3 separate regions of the Mus musculus genome follow, and all the other regions are linked to region 3. Evidence: chromatin loops called from intact Hi-C (ENCODE). Cell type or tissue: heart. All regions are shown on one strand. Each heading gives the region's core, and the rest is flanking DNA. Links, peaks and the distances in the headings are about the cores only. Region 1 holds the start of Scpep1 (serine carboxypeptidase 1). Region 2 holds the start of Coil (coilin). Region 3 overlaps Scpep1os (serine carboxypeptidase 1, opposite strand).

Region 1 (5,322 bases), core at 1,440-3,939, 47 kb after region 3:
GCCATTCAGACAGTGCTTGATGCTTTAGGTAATCCATCTACCTCAGTATATTGTGCTCATAAGGAAAAGAAAGATATACACACAAAGAGAAGTCAGTAGGGCGTGTTTGTGCACCTCTCTAATCCCAGAACTTAAGAAGCAGAGGCAAATGGATATCTGTGAGTTCAGTGGGGCCAGTTCGGTCTATGAAGTGAGTTATAGGTCTGCCAGGGCTATATAGAGAGACCCTATATCAAAACCACACAACTAGGGGCTGGTGAGATGGCTCAGCAGGTAAGACTGCTCTTCCAAAGGTCCTGAGTTCAAATCCCAACCACATGGTGGCTCACAACCATCCATAACGAGATCTGACTACCTCTTCTGGTGTGTCTGAAGACAGCTACAGTGTACTTACATATAAAAAATAAATAAATAAAACCACACAACTAACACACACACACATCACAACACAACACAACACAACACAGTAAGACCAGCAGTAAAAGAAAATGGCTGAGAGCAAAGCTCAGGTGTGGAATCTGGCCTGACTTGTGCCAAGCCCTGGGTTCAAGTCCCAGCCAAAGTGTGTGGATGGCATGGGGAGTGGGGTGGGTGAGCGTGGGACTAGGGAGTGAGGATCAGGAGTCCACGTCCAGCCTCAGCACACAGTGAGTTTCAGGCCAGCTGGGGGGACAAGAAACCCTATCTTAAAAAAAAAATACTTATGGAAAAAAAAAATAGAAGGAGAAAGAAGATTAAGAAAACCAAAGAGTGAAACTGAGAAAACAGGTCAGACAATAGAGTGTTCACCTCGGAGGCATACAGGCCATAGCTCCATCTCTAGCTGTGTTTGTGCTCAATATCCCAGGGCTGGAGGCAGGGGAATTCTGGGGCTTTCTGGTCAGCCAGTCTGGCCTACTTGGTGTTGCAGACCAGAGAAAATTATTGTCTTTCAAAAAAGAAGGTAGATAATTCCTGAGGGTCAACACATGGGGTTCTCTTCTGACCTCCATATCTATACACACACACACACACATGCACACATGTACGCAATGTCAGGGTGGGGATGCATCTAAGGAAAAACAGGCTGAAAAATTACGGGTGTGGCTGTATCTATAAAATAACATGAAATTAGAGTTCCCTTGGAAATGACTGATAAGGCTCAAGTCCCTCATAATGTAAACCCTGGTGTTTTTCTCCCTTCCCTGGTACAAACTCCTGTTAAAACATAAGGGGTGGGGCTGAAGAGGTGGCTCAGTGGTTAAGCGCACTGACTGCTCTTCCAGAGGTCCTGAGTTCAAGTCCCAAGTGCTGAAAGTGATGGCTCACAACCATCTGTAATGAGATCTGACACCCTCTTCTGGCGTGTCTAAAGACAGCTACAGTGTACTTACATATAATAATAAATAAATCTTTGGGATGGGGTGAACAGGGCTGGATGGAGCGAGCAGAGGTCCTGAGTTCAATTCCCAACAACCACACGATGGCTCACAACTATCTGCACAGCTACAGTGTACTCATATACATAAAATAAATAAATCTTTGAAAAAAAAAAAAAGACTGAAAATCAGGGGTGGTGAGATGACTCAGGAGATAAAAGACAGTGGCCACCAAGCCTGGCACCCTTAGTTCAGTCACAGGGAGCTACATCATAGAAAAACTGACTTCTCCGTGTTGTCCTCTGACTACACACACACACACACACCCTTTGACACTCACAAAACAAATTAAAAAAGAAAGAAAGAAAGAAAGAAATTAAATTAAAAGGCTGGAAAGATGGCTCAGCTGGTAAGATCACTTTCTCACTGTCTTGCTCTTCCAGAGGACCTGGGTTTAATTCCCAGAATTCACATGGCAGCTCACAACTTCTGTACCTTCGCTTTCCTGAGATCCAAAGCCCTCTTCTGACTTCTCAGAGCACCAGGCATACAAGTAGTACACAGACAGACATGGAGGCAAGACAAAATATATTTTTTTCCTTTAATAAAGTGAGAGTTAATCCAGACACTTGGTAGGTAAGAGTCCGAGGCCAGCCTAGTCTATGGAGAGAGTTCCAGGACAGCCAAGGCTACACAGAAAAAAACCTGTCTGGAAAAACAAACAAAAAGAAAAAAAGGAAAAAAACGAGAAGAAAAGAAAGAAAGAAAATGTGCCAATTTGCAAGTCATTCCACAAAACAAAATTCTTTTTTGCCCAAAAATAGGCCAGAGCAGTCAGCTGATATTTTGTCTCTTCTAAACCAGCAGAGGTGGCAGGCTTTGTTTCAAAGCAAGGATTTGTAGAGGTCTCTTTGGCCTCCAATCTCAGCTCAATCAAATGACCCTAAAACGTCACTAGGCAGCTAACCACAGGAGAAAGGGGAGGTGGCCTTTAGACCGTGAAGTCTCACTCATCAGCAATTTCCTGAAACCATACGTTTCTGTACAAACACTTCCATCTCCAGGAATCACCCTGCATCAGGAAGGGGCAGGAAAAGGCACTTTGAATTAAGACACAAATAAAAATTAAGAGGTTCAGAAACAATATAAATTTCTCAAGGGAAGAAGCGGGAGAAAGAAATGTGTTTTAAAAAAAAGAAAAAGAAAAACGCGAACGCATCAACAAATTCGAGAAGGAGGCACCCACCGTTGGTGCGTCTTTCTCACGAACCTACCCGCGCTGAAGCCCAGTAAGAACGATAGGAGCAGCAGCCACAGTCGCACGAGACAGATCCGCCGCGAGAGCTCCATGATGAAAACCCCGCCGCAACATCAGCAACAGGCAGGAGCCAAAGGCCATCGCGTGACGGCTTGCGCGGGGACTGGGCGGAGTCAGGGGCGGAGCCTAAGTGGGCCCTGACACTCCTAAGGATTCCGCGCTCCCTCTGCCGGTCGGACCCACCCAGGACCTCCTACAAAGGGCTCTCGAGGGAGGTGCTACAAAGGAGGCAGTTAATATGTCATCTGACCTTGGTTACTAAGTAGGGAAGAATTGAGAAAACTACAACTGGATAACCACCATCCCCTCAGCCCGGCCCGTGTTTGTCTTCTCCGACAAAAGGCTTATGTTTTATCTTTTAAGACTTGTTTTTATTATTTTATGTGCATATGTGTGTATGAATGTATATGCCACATGTGTGGGTTTATGCAGAAGGAGTGGGTTTCTCTGGAGCTAGGGTTACAGGGCTTTTTGAGTGGCCGGTGCAGATGCTGGGAACTGAATTTGAGTCCTCTGGAAAACCAACAAGTGCTCTTAAATTACTGAGCCATCTCCATAGTCTCAGGCCTAGAATTTTAAAAAATTGCATCTGAAAAGATGAAGTCAGATTAAAGCACGAACCAGCAGGTCTTTTAAGACTAGAGCTGGGCAGTGGTGGCGCACACCTTTAATTTCAGCTCTTGGGAGGCAAAGTCAGGTGGATTTCTGAGTTCCAAGCCAGCCTGGTTTACAGAGTGAGTTCAAGGACAGCCAGGGCTACACAGAGAAACCCTGTCTCAAAAAAAAAAAAAAAAAAAAAAAAAAAAAAAAACAGAAAGAAAGAAAGAAAAAGAGAGAGAGAGAGAGAGAGAGAGAGAGAGAGAGAGAGAAAGAAAGAAAGAAAGAAAGAAAGAAAAGAAGAGAGAAAGAAAGAGTCTAGATTCTATTTTCAGAAACCCATTACTTTGAAGTGGTGGCTCAGGGGTTAAGGGCATTGTTGCTCTTCCAAAGGACCCAAGTTTGGTTCCCAAGACCCACATGGTGGCGTACAGATTCAGAACTCCACATCTCATGATCCAGGGGATCTGGCACTTCCTCAAGCATACATATGATGCATATATAAGCCTGCAGGCAAAACGCTCACATAGATAAAGTGAATCGAAAATATTATTATCAAATCACATGTGTCATTAATATACTAGTAATTCATAAAAAATTACTATATAGATCCTATAACTTTTGGTTATGTATTTTAAACACAGCAAAAAAAAAGTGGACTTTTTCTCTCTTGATAGCATGGTCAACATCACTGTGTGTGATATACTATCTTCAAAGCAGTTATTTAAAAGAAGGTATCAAGGGCTTGTGGAGAGGAATTTGAAGAAAACATGGACTGCAGAGGTGTGTGTGTATGATATGTCTGTCTGAAGATAAATTTTTATTTTACGGAATATTTTAGGGGTACTGAGTCACCTCACAGAGCCAAGCAACAGCAAGAGCTACCTGGAAGTGACTTTTGTCTCTGCAAACTTTGTTTTAAGATAACAAACTCACAAAAGAAAGCAAGAACAAAGAATGTGTCCCTGACTCAGGTTTTTATCCTCCCCCATGCCTCCTATGCATCAGCAGAAATGTTTTTCTTTGCAACCTGTAGATTTTATAGCTTCTAGAAAGTGTAGTGCGTATCCTGTGTCCTACGTTGCCACTGAGGGCAGGGCTGCAGAGAAGTGGGAGTCTGCTGTCTACTTTTCTCCTGCTCCAACATGAGTGGGGCCAAATGCCTGAAAAATCTAGCCTTTTTTTTGGTTTTGTTTTTGTTTTTTGTTTTTTGTTTTTTTTTTCAAGACTGGGTTTCTCTATATAGCCCTGGCTGTCCTGGAACTCACTCTGTAGACCAGGCTGGCCTCGAACTCAGAAATCCGCCTGCCTCTGCCTGCCGAGTGCTGGGATTAAAGGCATGCGCCACCACGCCCAGCTTTCCATGTTCTTTATGATCAGAGCCAAACACACTTAACCACCAGAGGCTGTACTATGTGCCTTGTTCTCAGAAGCCTGCAGCTAAAGAATTTCCATGAGGTTTTTCTCTAACCTGGGCTGCAGAGCAAGACCTCCATCTCAAGAGAAAGAATGAATACATGAATAGATAAAAATAAAGTATTGTAGTTTGATATTAGTGGTAGACTATGAGCCACAGAGTGTTTTGCAGCAAAAAAGTTCAAATTTTCTATGTTTGGATTTTTTCATAATAAAATATAGAAAAGATTAGCTTTTTTGTTTGTTTGTTTATTTGGGGTTCTTTTTGTTTTTTTTGTTTTTTGTTTTTTGTTTTTTTTTTTTTTGGTTGGTTGGTTGGTTGGTTGTTTTTTTGAGACAGGGTTTCTCTGTATAGCCCTGGCTGTCCTGGAACTCACTTTGTAGACCAGGCTGGACTCGAACTCAGAAATCCGCCTGCCTCTGCCTCCCAGGTGCTGGGATTAAAGGCGTGTGCCAACACGCCTGGCATTGGACCTTAGAATTGGCAGGAAGAACATCTTCCAGCCACTGAGATGTCAGCCATTCCTGCTTGGACACTAGGGTTCTCTGGAGTGTTTCCCCTCAAAGTCACTGGGTTTCTTGCTCCTGTCCCTTTGTGCTTAGAAGGGAAGCCATTGTGGGGTATTTTTTTGG
Region 2 (5,322 bases), core at 1,797-4,296, 65 kb after region 3:
GCTTAACCACTGGGCCATCTCTCCAGCCTTATTTGCTTTTTCTTTTTTGTTTTTTTGTTTGTTTGTTTGTTTGTTTGTTTGAGACAGGGTTTCTCTGTGTAGCCCTGGTTGTCCTGGCACTCACTTTGTAGACCAGGCTGACCTCGAACTCAGAAATCTGCCTGCCTCTGCCTCCCAAATGCTGGGATTAAAGGTGCGCGCCACTATATCCGGCTATTTGCTTTTTCTTTATCAAGTAGCCAGGCTGGGGGAATGTCTTTCAGTGGTGTGGTGCTCCCCTGACGTGTACAGGGCCCCTTGTTCACTCTCTAGCACTACAAAATAAGTAAATAGCATTGTCAAAATCATTGTACAGGAGACCAGGCATGTATCTGTACACTGTAGCTGTCTTCAGACACTCCAGAAGAGGGCATCAGATTTCCTTCCGAATGGTTGTGAGCCACCATGTGGTTGCTGGGATTTGAAATCAGGACCTTTGGAAGAGCAGTCAGTGCTCTCAACTGCTGAGCCATTTCTCCAGCCCCTTATACTATATTCTTAATAGCCATCATGGCTTTCTGTACCTGCTCAAAAAACACTGGATTGATAAGATCCAAGCAGAAGCAGGAAAATTAGACTGAAAAGGAGAATAAGAAAAATACTTGGACACAGACTTCAGAAATTTAAAAAACCCTTAGAAAGACCTAGGAAAACCAGTGAGACACAGATTGAGGAATTTAGGAAAGAACTTGCCACTCTGCCAGTCACATGATGAAACTGAAAGGGGCTGGCTCAAGCTTATTAGAAAACCAACCTCAGCCTGGCATGGTGGCGCACGCCTTTAATTCCAGCACTCTCGAGGCAGAGGCAGGAGGATTTCTGAGTTCGAGGCCAGCCTGGTCTACAAAGTGAGTTCCAGGACAGCCAGGGCTACACAGAGAAACCCTGTCTTGAAAAAACAAAACAAAACAACAACAAACAACAACAACAACAACAAAGATTTAGAAAGGCAGCTTGAATTTGATGATCACATTTTGATGCTATGTCATTTAGCAGCTTTTTAATGCTTGAGATGAGGTTGAAGAACCAAGAAAGGTGTGAGTCTTTTCCTTAAAATACACAAGGCCCCAAAGCAGCCTTCCCTGATTTTTGCAAAGATTGACTTCAGTTGTAAAGAGAAGTCAGAAAAATATTAATTGAATCCTTGGCTTTTGAAAACGCTAGTTCAGAATGCAAAAGGATGATTAGGCACCATCAGCACCAATAGAATAGATTAGAGATATTGGATCTCACATTTATGATGCTAATCTGATAGTAAATTCTAAAAGTCTTAAGAAAAAAAATCAAACTGTCAGATGTCTTAACTGTGGTAAGCAAGGGCATTTGGAAAGGGATTATAGGGTAGGTGTTCCTAGAATCTGTTTTGTTTATTCCTAGAAATAATCCAGAAGGCCTCAGCCCTCTGCAATATGCATAAGGTGGGGCAAAGACCAGCATTAGACTAATGAATTCAGATTAACAACACCCTAAGAGGCCTCCTGCAGGTGCAGATATCCAATTGAAACCAGCCTTTCCTGTCAGGGTCAGAGAAACTCAGCCCCAGAGCAATGAAAAGACTTAAAGTCTGTTGTTGACACTTCTCAGGTCCAGTGAGGTGCATGGAGTCACAAGCAGACACAGGGTTGTTTGTGTTTCTTGTGATCCGACACAAGAAGACCACCATCTTCACTGATGCCAAGGAGTCAAGCACGGTGTGGGAGCTCAAGCGCATCATTGAGGGCATCATGAAGAGGCCTCCTGAGGAGCAGCTGCTGTTCAAGGACAACCAGCTCCTTGATGAGATGAAAACTCTGAGGGAATGTGGCTTCACTTTTCAGGTAGCAAGGCCAGAGACCCCAGCCACAGTGGGCCTGGCCTTCAGAACAGGAGATGTCTTTGAAGGCCTGGAGATCCACCCCTAATCTTTTCCTCCACCTCTTCCAGACGTGAGGAAGGATTCTGGAAACAGTGCTAAGGAACAAGATGTGCAGTGAGGGCCCCACAGCCAATTCCTAGAGACCTAGAGACCCATTCTCTAGTTGAAAATAAATAAATAAATTGGCTGTCTTTTAAAATAAATATTAAATAACCCTAAAAGCACAAATACTGCTCTCGCGTCATACTGTATTCTACCTCTCGACTGGAGGTGGCCAGCAGCCAGCAGCCAGCAGCAGCCATCCCTGAGGAGAAAGGAACAAAGCTAGAACAGGGCGTCCGTAGGGGATGATTCCCTCTGGGATGATAGGGCCTGCTACAGGCAGGACTGGTCGGGAACAGCAGGCTCTGGAGTGAATGGTGTGGTTCCTGAGTGTCTTCTCTGGGTACCTAGGCACCACCTGGAGTGTCTGAAGACAACTACAGTGTAACTTATATATAATAAATAAATCTTTTAAAGAAAATCTTCCTATTTATTTAGCTTTCTGACTCTCTGGACCGTCAACACTTTCAGAATACTGTTCTGCCTCAAGATGAGGAAAGCACTTGATCTGGTCAGGGACAGAGGACACACTGAACTCCCTGAGGCCCCCAAGGACGTGTGTGTGTGAGTTTTAAACAGTCTTATGAGAACTTTAAGTCTCGCATCACGAGAATGTCTCATTTTCTGCTTGGACACGCACCACAATTTGGTGCTTTCCTGACCTTTTTGGTAGAAAAGTAAAAACCTATTACAGGGGTTCGAGTCAGGCTTGCTGCTTATTAATTTTATAGATTTTTGGTTTGTTTCTGTTTAATTACACGAACCGATATCGTAGCAGCTATCCTGACAGTCAACTTGCATGTATGTTCAGCCCTGAGAAAGAATGGGGAGCTCGCGAGGGGAGCCTTACAGACCTACTTGCGCCCCCAGGCGGCGCACGCTAGCTGCTGCTGGGGGCGGGCCGCCGGACCACGCCGCTGCGAAAGCCCTTGGAACCTCTCGGCTTCCGTCGAGCATGAGCAAGATGGCAGCCTCCGAGACGGTTAGGCTACGGCTTCAATTTGACTACCCGCCGCCGGCCACTCCACACTGCACGGTCTTCTGGCTTCTGGTGGACCTGAACAGATGTCGAGTTGTCACGGATCTCATCAGTCTCATCCGCCAGCGCTTCGGCTTCAGTTCCGGGGCGCTCCTGGGCCTCTATCTGGAAGGGGGGCTGCTGCCCCCTGCCGAGAGCGCGCGCCTGGTGAGAGACAACGACAGCCTCAGGTGCGCGGGAGCGCGCGGGGGTGGGGGTGGGGGCGCGCGGCTCGGGGTGCGGGTGCGGGTGGGGGGCGCTTGCTGGACCGCAGGATGCAGGATCCGGGTAGCGAGCTAGCCAGCTGCGGAAAGGCAGGTTCGCGAGATCCTGAGTGGTCCAGCCCAGGATGGAGCATCCTTCCCCGGGTTCCCCGGGACGCTTCTCATTTCAGGGGGACTAAACTTGGAGCAGCTCCGGTGCTCAAGAGCAGGGCCAGTACTCACTCTGCCAGGCTCTGTGTGCAGTGTGCATGGCGCAAATATGCCACAGACCCGCCTTCTCTGGGCTGCACTTGCAGGCAGGAAGCAGAGATGTTTTCTGAGTAATGTATGGAATGGCCCACCTTAGCGCCTTGGCAGTGTCCACTTCTGGTGGATTTCTGTGTCTCATTCAGGTGTCATTGGGTCCCATCCAATTGGTATCGGAATGCGTTTCACGTGTCACACAGAAGGCTGTGTGTTTCAGTAGCTTGACTGCTTGCATCTCAAAGCCCTAGATTTGATTCCCAGCTGGCTAACCAGGAATCCCTGCACTGAGGAGGTGAAGACAGACAGGAGGATCAGGAGTTCAAAGTATCCTTGGCTACATAGGTCAGCCTGGCATATGTGAGAGCTGTTTAAAAAAGAAAAAAGGTAAAATCAGGCTGGGCGTGGTGGCGCTCGCCTTTACTCTCAGTAGTCGGGAGGCAGAGGCAGGTGGATTTCTGAGTTTGAGGTCAGCCTAGTCTGCAGAGTGAGTTCCAGGACAGCCAGGGCTACACAGAGAAACCCTGTCTTGGAAAACAAAAGAAACAAATGTGAGACAGAGAGAGAGAGAGAGAGAGAGAGAGAGAGAGGCCCGAGTGGAGGTGGCGTACACCTTGTATCCTAACTCTCAGAAGGCAGAGGCAGGCAGATCTCTGAATTTGAAGCCACCCTCGTGAGGGCTGGGTAGAGAAACCTGTCTCAAAACAACAAGAAGGAGAATTTAATCGTTGTCACTGAAGTGAGTATCCAGGAGCGACTACAGTGTGACTAGTTGGCAGGTGGCTTAGTTGTCTCAGATGGCGGGCTGATGCGATTGGTCATACCAGTTGGCATACATACTGATATAGTCTATGGTCCCACCACTTCCAACCACACCTCTAAGCTTCCGCTGCGGTGAGTTAAATTTGGAATTATAGGCCTGGCGTGGTGGTGCACGCCTTTAATCCCAGCACTTGGGAGGCAGAGGCAGGTGGATTTCTGAGTTCGAGGCCAGCCTGGTCTACAAAGTGAGTTCCAGGACAGCCAGGGCTATACAGAGAAACCATGTCTCGAAAAACCAAAAAAAAAAAAAAAAAAAAAACCCAAAAAAATGGAATTATAAAGCAGGCTATTTCTTGCTTGCCTTTGTTTAGTGTTGCTTTCTGTCGAGAGTGCCACATTTGCAAAATTTCTTCAGAACATCAGGGAAATTAATTAGAAACACTGACCATATCTTTGCATCAGGAATACTTAAGTCAGGAATACTATGATTTGTTAATCATTCTGCTTCAGGTGGCAACTTGAAATAGTCCAAATTTCAAACCTCTCCTCCTCTCTTCTCTCCTCTCTTCCCCTCCCCTTCTCTCCCTTCCCTTCCCCTCTTCTTCCACCTTCTCCAACTCCTCCCCTTTCTCTCGCTCCCTTTCTTTTTTGAGGCAAGTTCTCTTAGTGTAGACGAGGAGGCTGGCCTTGAGCTTTGGAGGTCTGCCTGCTGCTGACTCCAGGCAGCCAAGCCTCTTTTCCCCTCTTACTGACAGAAGTAAGCTCATTCCCCAGTGCCCTTTAAAGGCTATTTAAACAAGAGAGAGGGCTGTGTCCCCCACCTGTTAAATTCACTCCCTGAAAGGTACCCTGCCTAATGACTTAATAGCTTGCTGCTGGCTACAGTTACTACTTAAATTAATGAATCACCCATGAATTACACTCTTGTAATGATGTAAAAAACAACGGTGAAACAACGGTTACAAGCAGTAATTGCAGCAGATGACAGGGAGGTTTCTCCTAAATGCCTCAACTGGACAATTGGGCCTGGAAAGACATTACCTCTGTGGGCCTGAGAATGTCACTCAGTAAGTGAATGA
Region 3 (5,322 bases), core at 1,320-3,819:
GGAAATGATGTTCTATGCTGTGTTCTGAACATCCGGATTAGATACATTCTCTGTCACTGAGACCAAATACCTGACAAGAGGCAACGGAAAGGAAGGATTTATTTTGGTTCATCTTAGCAGGGCAGGAGGAGCAGCTGGAGCTTCAGGCCCAGCTTAGATCTCACTGATGAGGAATACAGAGATTCCAGCTAGGAGTGGACCTGGCTTGTTACCTTTACCATAAGGCCACTCCTGTGGTCTCTTGATCAAGACTACTTTTTCCTTTTTATTTCTTTTTTTTTTTTTAAGATTTATTTATTTATTTTATGTATGTGAGTGCACTGTAGCTATACAGGTGGTTGTGAGCTTTCATGTGGTTATTGGGAATTTGAATTTTAGGACCTCTGCTTGCTCCGGTCAACTCCGCTCCCTGTAGCTGACTTCAGACACACCAGAAGAGGGCGTCAGATCTCATTATGGGTGGTTGTGAGCCACCATGTGGTTTCCGGGATTTGAACTCAGGACCTTCGGAAGAGCAGTCAGTGCTCTTACCCGCTGAGCCATCTCGCCAGTCCAAGACTACTTTTTCAAAAGGTACCATAACCTCGCAGAATCTGCTCAAACCTCATGTCTTACCCCCTGTTCTCCATTCTTTCCAGAATCAGGAGCTAGCTGCCTGGGCATGAATGAACATAGCCATTCCAGAACCCAGAGTAGGAGGAAGGACAGATAATTAAGAATTGAGAGGCCTTAGGGCATGGGTGGCTCATGCCTTTGCTCCCAGCACCCAGGAGGCAGAGGCAGGAGAAAAAAAAAAATAACAAGGGCCTTTAAAATGGCTCAGTGGAAAAAGCAATTGCCACATAGACCTGAGGATCTGAATTTGATCCTAGGAATCTACGTGGTGGAAGAGGAGAACCAATTATTGCAAGTTGTCCTCTGATCTACATGTGCAGGCTATATGACACATGCACACACAGGTATCACCCCTACACTGATGGTAAATTAAATTAAAAAATAAAAACATTAATCCCAGTACTCGGGAGGCAGAGGCAAGCGGATTTCTGAGTTCGAGGCCAGCCTGGTCTACAAAGTGAGTTCCAGAACAGCCAGGGCTATACAGAGAAACCCTGTCTCAAAAAACCAAAATAAATAAATAAATAAATAAATAAATACAGAAAGAAAGAGAACCTGAGTTTTGGGGCCAAGTGGCCTATTCATGTCTCACCGTAGGCCTGTTTATTAAGGGCTCCTCCTCAGCTCAGCTTCAAGCCTACACACACAGTAGCCCCCAGAGAACTATAGCTGTCTTCTCCTTGAGATGGCCACCCCACTGGAGTGTTATACTTCCTCTTGCTTCCTACCCCACATCACCAGGAGGCAGAAGCCAGCACTGAGGCTCTGTTTTCTAGGAGGAATGCCCTCATCGACACCACAGCAGTGGGAAACTAGAAAAACTGGGTCGAGGTGTCCACAGCAGATTTAGGAAAGGGCCAGGAAACAGCGGCTTCAAGCCAGGAAGGATGCTGCATGCCTGGGTCCTCAGGAGTTCAAGGTCATCACTGGCTTCATAGTTGTAGACAGGATCTCTCTCTTTTTTTTTTTTTTTTGGTTTTTTTCGAGACAGGATCTCTTATGTGTGCTGTGTAGAAGCATCGGCAGTCAATGAAAAGCTAATGGTGCCTATTAGCTGAAGCAGGAAATAGAAGGTGGGACATCCGGCAGAGAGAGAGAGAGAGGGAGAGAGAGAGAGAGAAAGAGAGAGAAAGAGAGAGCGCTCAGTGGTAGAACATTTACCAGTATACACTAGACCCTGAGTTTGATCCTCAACATAATAAACAAACAAATAAGAAAGCACTTTAAAAATATTTTATTTGTTATTATAATTCAAACACTTCAATATCATGTTTGTGCTTCTTTTCAACCCACTCCCTCCATTAAAAATATTTTTTAAAAACTTACCGGGGCTGGTGAGATGGCTCAGTGGGTAAGAGCAAAGGTCCGAAGTTCAAATCCCAGCAACCTCATGGTGGCTCGCAACCACCCGTAATGAGATCTAATGCCCTCTTCTGGTGCTGTCTGAAGACAGCTACAGCGTACTTACATATAATAAATAAATAAATAAATAAATAAATAAATAAATAAATAAATAAATTACCTACATGTGTATGTTTGTGTTTGGGTGTGTGCATGCGAATGAAAGTGTTTACGGAGGCAAGACGAGGGCATCGGATTCTCTAGAGCTGGAGGAGCAACTGGAGATGTAAGCTACCCAGTGTGTTAGAACTCAGGTCCCCTAGAAGAACAGTGTTTGCTCTTAACTACTGAGCCACCTCTCCAGCTCCTATCTCTGTTTGCTTGGCACTCCCTGCGTGTTCATATATATGTGTGTGGGTGTTCATGTGGTTGTACTGTAGGTACACACATAATGACGCTAAGAAAATGACATCAGGTGTTATTCCTCAGGATCACCTGTCACCTTGGTTTTTCTGGTTTTAGCTATTTATATGGACTCTCTTCCTCCTTCCCTCCCTCCCTCCCTCCCCCTCTCCCACCCTCTCTCTCTCCATGTATGGGTGTACATACATGTATGTGTGTACCTGTGGGTGCCAGAAGAGGGCAGCAGATCCCCTTAAGCCTAAGGCACATACAAGCCAGTGGAAACTGAATGAACTCTGGTTCCATGAAAGACTCTTAACTTTAAGTGCTCTTAACTTTGGAGCAATCTCTCTGTCCCAAACCTAGTTTTCTGATACAGGGTTTCACATTGGTCCAGAGTGCACTAAGTAGGGTAGGTTGGCTGGCCAGCAAGTCCCAGGGAGCTGTCTGCCATTACCTCTCCTGCATTGAGACTGTAACACGTGCAGTCAGGTCTGGCTTTTTTAAAAATGGTTCTGGGATTGGACTCAGGTCTTCATGCTTGAATGGCCAGCATTTTACTGACTAAGCTGTCCCACCAGCTCTCTCTTAGCTCCACTTCAGTGCAAGGAAGTGGCTCAGACCTGACTTTTGTTTCTTTCTTTTCCTCCCCCACACAGAACACCTCTGGGAACTGTAGCTTGTTAGCTGCTATACTTCCTCATCCTGTACCCTGGTTTTTCCATGAAGCCCCAGTGTGGGATTTTGGGTTGGTTTGGGTGTCCTTCAGACACACTGTTGTGAAAAGGACATCAGATCTCATTACGGATGGTTGTGAGCCACCATGTTGTTGCTGGGAATTGAACTCAGGACCTCTGGAAGAGCAGTCAGTGCTCTTAACTGCTGAGCCATCTCTCCAGCCCTTTGGTTTTTCAAGACAATTTTTCTCCATGTATCCCTGGCTGGCCTGGAACTCCCTCTGTAGACCTGAAACTCACAGAGATCCCCCTGCCTCTGCCTCCCACGTGCTGGAATTAAAGGCATGTACCACCCACCACCCTGCCCGGGTGGGATTTTTTAGTCCATGCATTTTCTCCACAGAAGTGTGGGTCTCTTGCTCCAGTACTCTTCCTCAAGACCTCTGTGGCCATGGGGTTAGCACAGCCCAGTGCTGCTCAGGGGCAAACAGTGGTTCAGTGCCTTTGTCTGGACTGGCCTTTCCCCCCCTTTCCTCCTCTCCAGAGGTTACTAGTTTCAAAGGTCTCATCCCAGAGCCCTGTTTGCCCATCTGTGGTTTTCTCCCCTTCAGGAGCAAGAAGGATTTGTCCCCAAAGGCTGCAGAAGGCAGCAGCACCAATTCCAGGAGAGCAATTACCTTGAAGAGCCTTCGCCGGCAAACATTCTTTCTCTCCCAAGTTGGAAAATCCTCACCTTGTGCCAAGTCGTCCAGAGGGCACTTGAGTCTTAGCCAGCTGAACCGCTCCAACCCTTAAAGGGAAAGTGAGCCAGGAAAAAAGGCAGCTCCCAGGGGCTACGGCAACAGGCAGGTGGTGTTTAAAGAAAGAACGCAAGGTGACAAATTAACCTGGTAGAACAAAATGGGATGTCATGCTGCAGGGGCTTTAGACAGAGCTATTAAACCGAAGTGACATTCGTGACTTTTCTGCCCCCAAAGAGTATAGACGTTGGGGTTGGGGATTTAGCTCAGTGGTAGAGCGCTTGCCTAGCAAGCACAAGGCCCTGGGTTCGGTCCTCAGCTCTGGAAAAAAAAAAAAAAGAGTATGGACGTCATCGCCCTATTAGAGACGATTGCTCTAGAAGGGAACTCTCCAACCTGAAAAGGAATTAGAACTTCAGGCGTTTCCTTAGCCTACACACAGGTGAATGTAGCCAAAGCTTCTTATACAGTGGTGGAATGCTGGCACTGCTGGGCATGCGTCCTCCCAGTCATGCTGGCTCTGGGAAGAGCTGTGCAATCCCCCTCCACCCGCTATGGTTGTATGTGCTTGTATATGTGGGTGCACCTGCACTTGTATTTGTATGGAGTGGGGGTTATGCACCTGCACTTGTGTGCATGTGGAGACCTCAGCTTAACATTGGGTATCTTTGTTGATTGCGTCCTGCCTTATTTAAATTTTTTTTTGAGAGGTGTGTGTGTGTGTGTGTGCGCGTGCGTGCGTGCGTGTGTGTGTGTGTGCGTGTGTGCGTGTGTGTGTGTGTGTGTGTGTGTGTGTGTGCCACAGCATGCAGGTGAAGGGCAGCGGACACTCTGTTTCCACCGTGCAGGTTCTGGGGATTGAACTTGGGTCATCCGTCTCGGTGGTAGATGCCTTTACTGACCACTGAGCTGCGTCGCTGACTCTTTACCTACCTCAGTGTGAGCAGGATCTCTCAAGGAACCCAGAGCTCACAGATTCAGCTAAAGTGACTGTTGTATCAAGTCCTAGGAATGTTCCAGTCTCCATCACCCTAGTAACAGAATTACAGACACGTGCTGACCTGCTTGATTTCCATCACTATCATTCTTAATAGCGTTCTCACGCGCCCGGCCAGGAAAGACGCAACAAACCAGAATCTTCTGCGGCAAAACTTTATTGCTTACATCTTTTGGAGCCAGGAGGGCAAGCGCCCAGCGCCCAGCCCCAAAAACGAAAGCCCCTTCAATAATAAAACCGAAACCCCTTCCCTATTTAGGAGAGTTATATTTCGCCTAGGACGCATCACTCCCTGATTGGCTGCAGCCCATGGCCGAGCTGACGTTCACGGGAAAGGCAGAGTACAAGTAGTCATAAAATACCCTTGGCACATGCGCAGATTATTTGTTTACCACTTAGAACACAGGATGTCAGCGCCATCTTGTGACGGCGAATGTGGGGGCGGCTCCCAACATCTCCCCCTTTCCTTTTAATAAGAGCAAATAGGCCACCCAACTAATGAGAGTGGAGATAGAGGTCAAATCCCCAGTGTGTAGGTAAAGGAGCCATG

What was found. A loop is a pair of places that touch in the nucleus more often than their neighbours do. Peaks named below come from ENCODE experiments on the same cell type or tissue, not always from the same donor. Only the 100,000 strongest peaks of a DNase experiment are listed, where the experiment ranks them.
Region 1: it touches region 3 in a loop (2.6-fold over the local background); 16 of 42 quality-filtered maps call a loop at or near these places.
Region 2: it touches region 3 in a loop (2.3-fold over the local background); 8 of 42 quality-filtered maps call a loop at or near these places.

What each region holds. Positions count from the first base shown.
Region 1 is chr11:88,952,662-88,957,983 of GRCm38, forward strand. It overlaps Scpep1 (serine carboxypeptidase 1), which reads right to left and starts at 2,781. Exons shown (of 13, transcript NM_029023.3): 1 at 2,633-2,781. The coding sequence starts at 2,708. In heart, for the core only: a CTCF peak has its summit at 2,846 (motif pointing left); a DNase peak (open chromatin) is centred at 2,790; H3K4me3 peaks cover 1,416 bases; H3K27ac peaks cover 1,529 bases.
Region 2 is chr11:88,970,998-88,976,319 of GRCm38, forward strand. Coil (coilin) reads left to right here and starts at 2,938. Exons shown (of 7, transcript NM_016706.2): 1 at 2,938-3,205. The coding sequence starts at 2,952. It also overlaps the pseudogene 2210409E12Rik. In heart, for the core only: CTCF peaks have their summits at 2,859 and 3,066; a DNase peak (open chromatin) is centred at 2,934; H3K4me3 peaks cover 1,382 bases; H3K27ac peaks cover 1,053 bases.
Region 3 is chr11:88,906,096-88,911,417 of GRCm38, forward strand. It overlaps Scpep1os (serine carboxypeptidase 1, opposite strand), which reads left to right. Exons shown (of 5, transcript NR_045955.1): 2 at 379-573. Among named protein-coding and RNA genes, the nearest start is that of Scpep1os, 2.8 kb to the left of the region's middle. In heart, for the core only: a CTCF peak has its summit at 2,600 (motif pointing right); DNase peaks (open chromatin) are centred at 2,626, 3,456 and 3,766.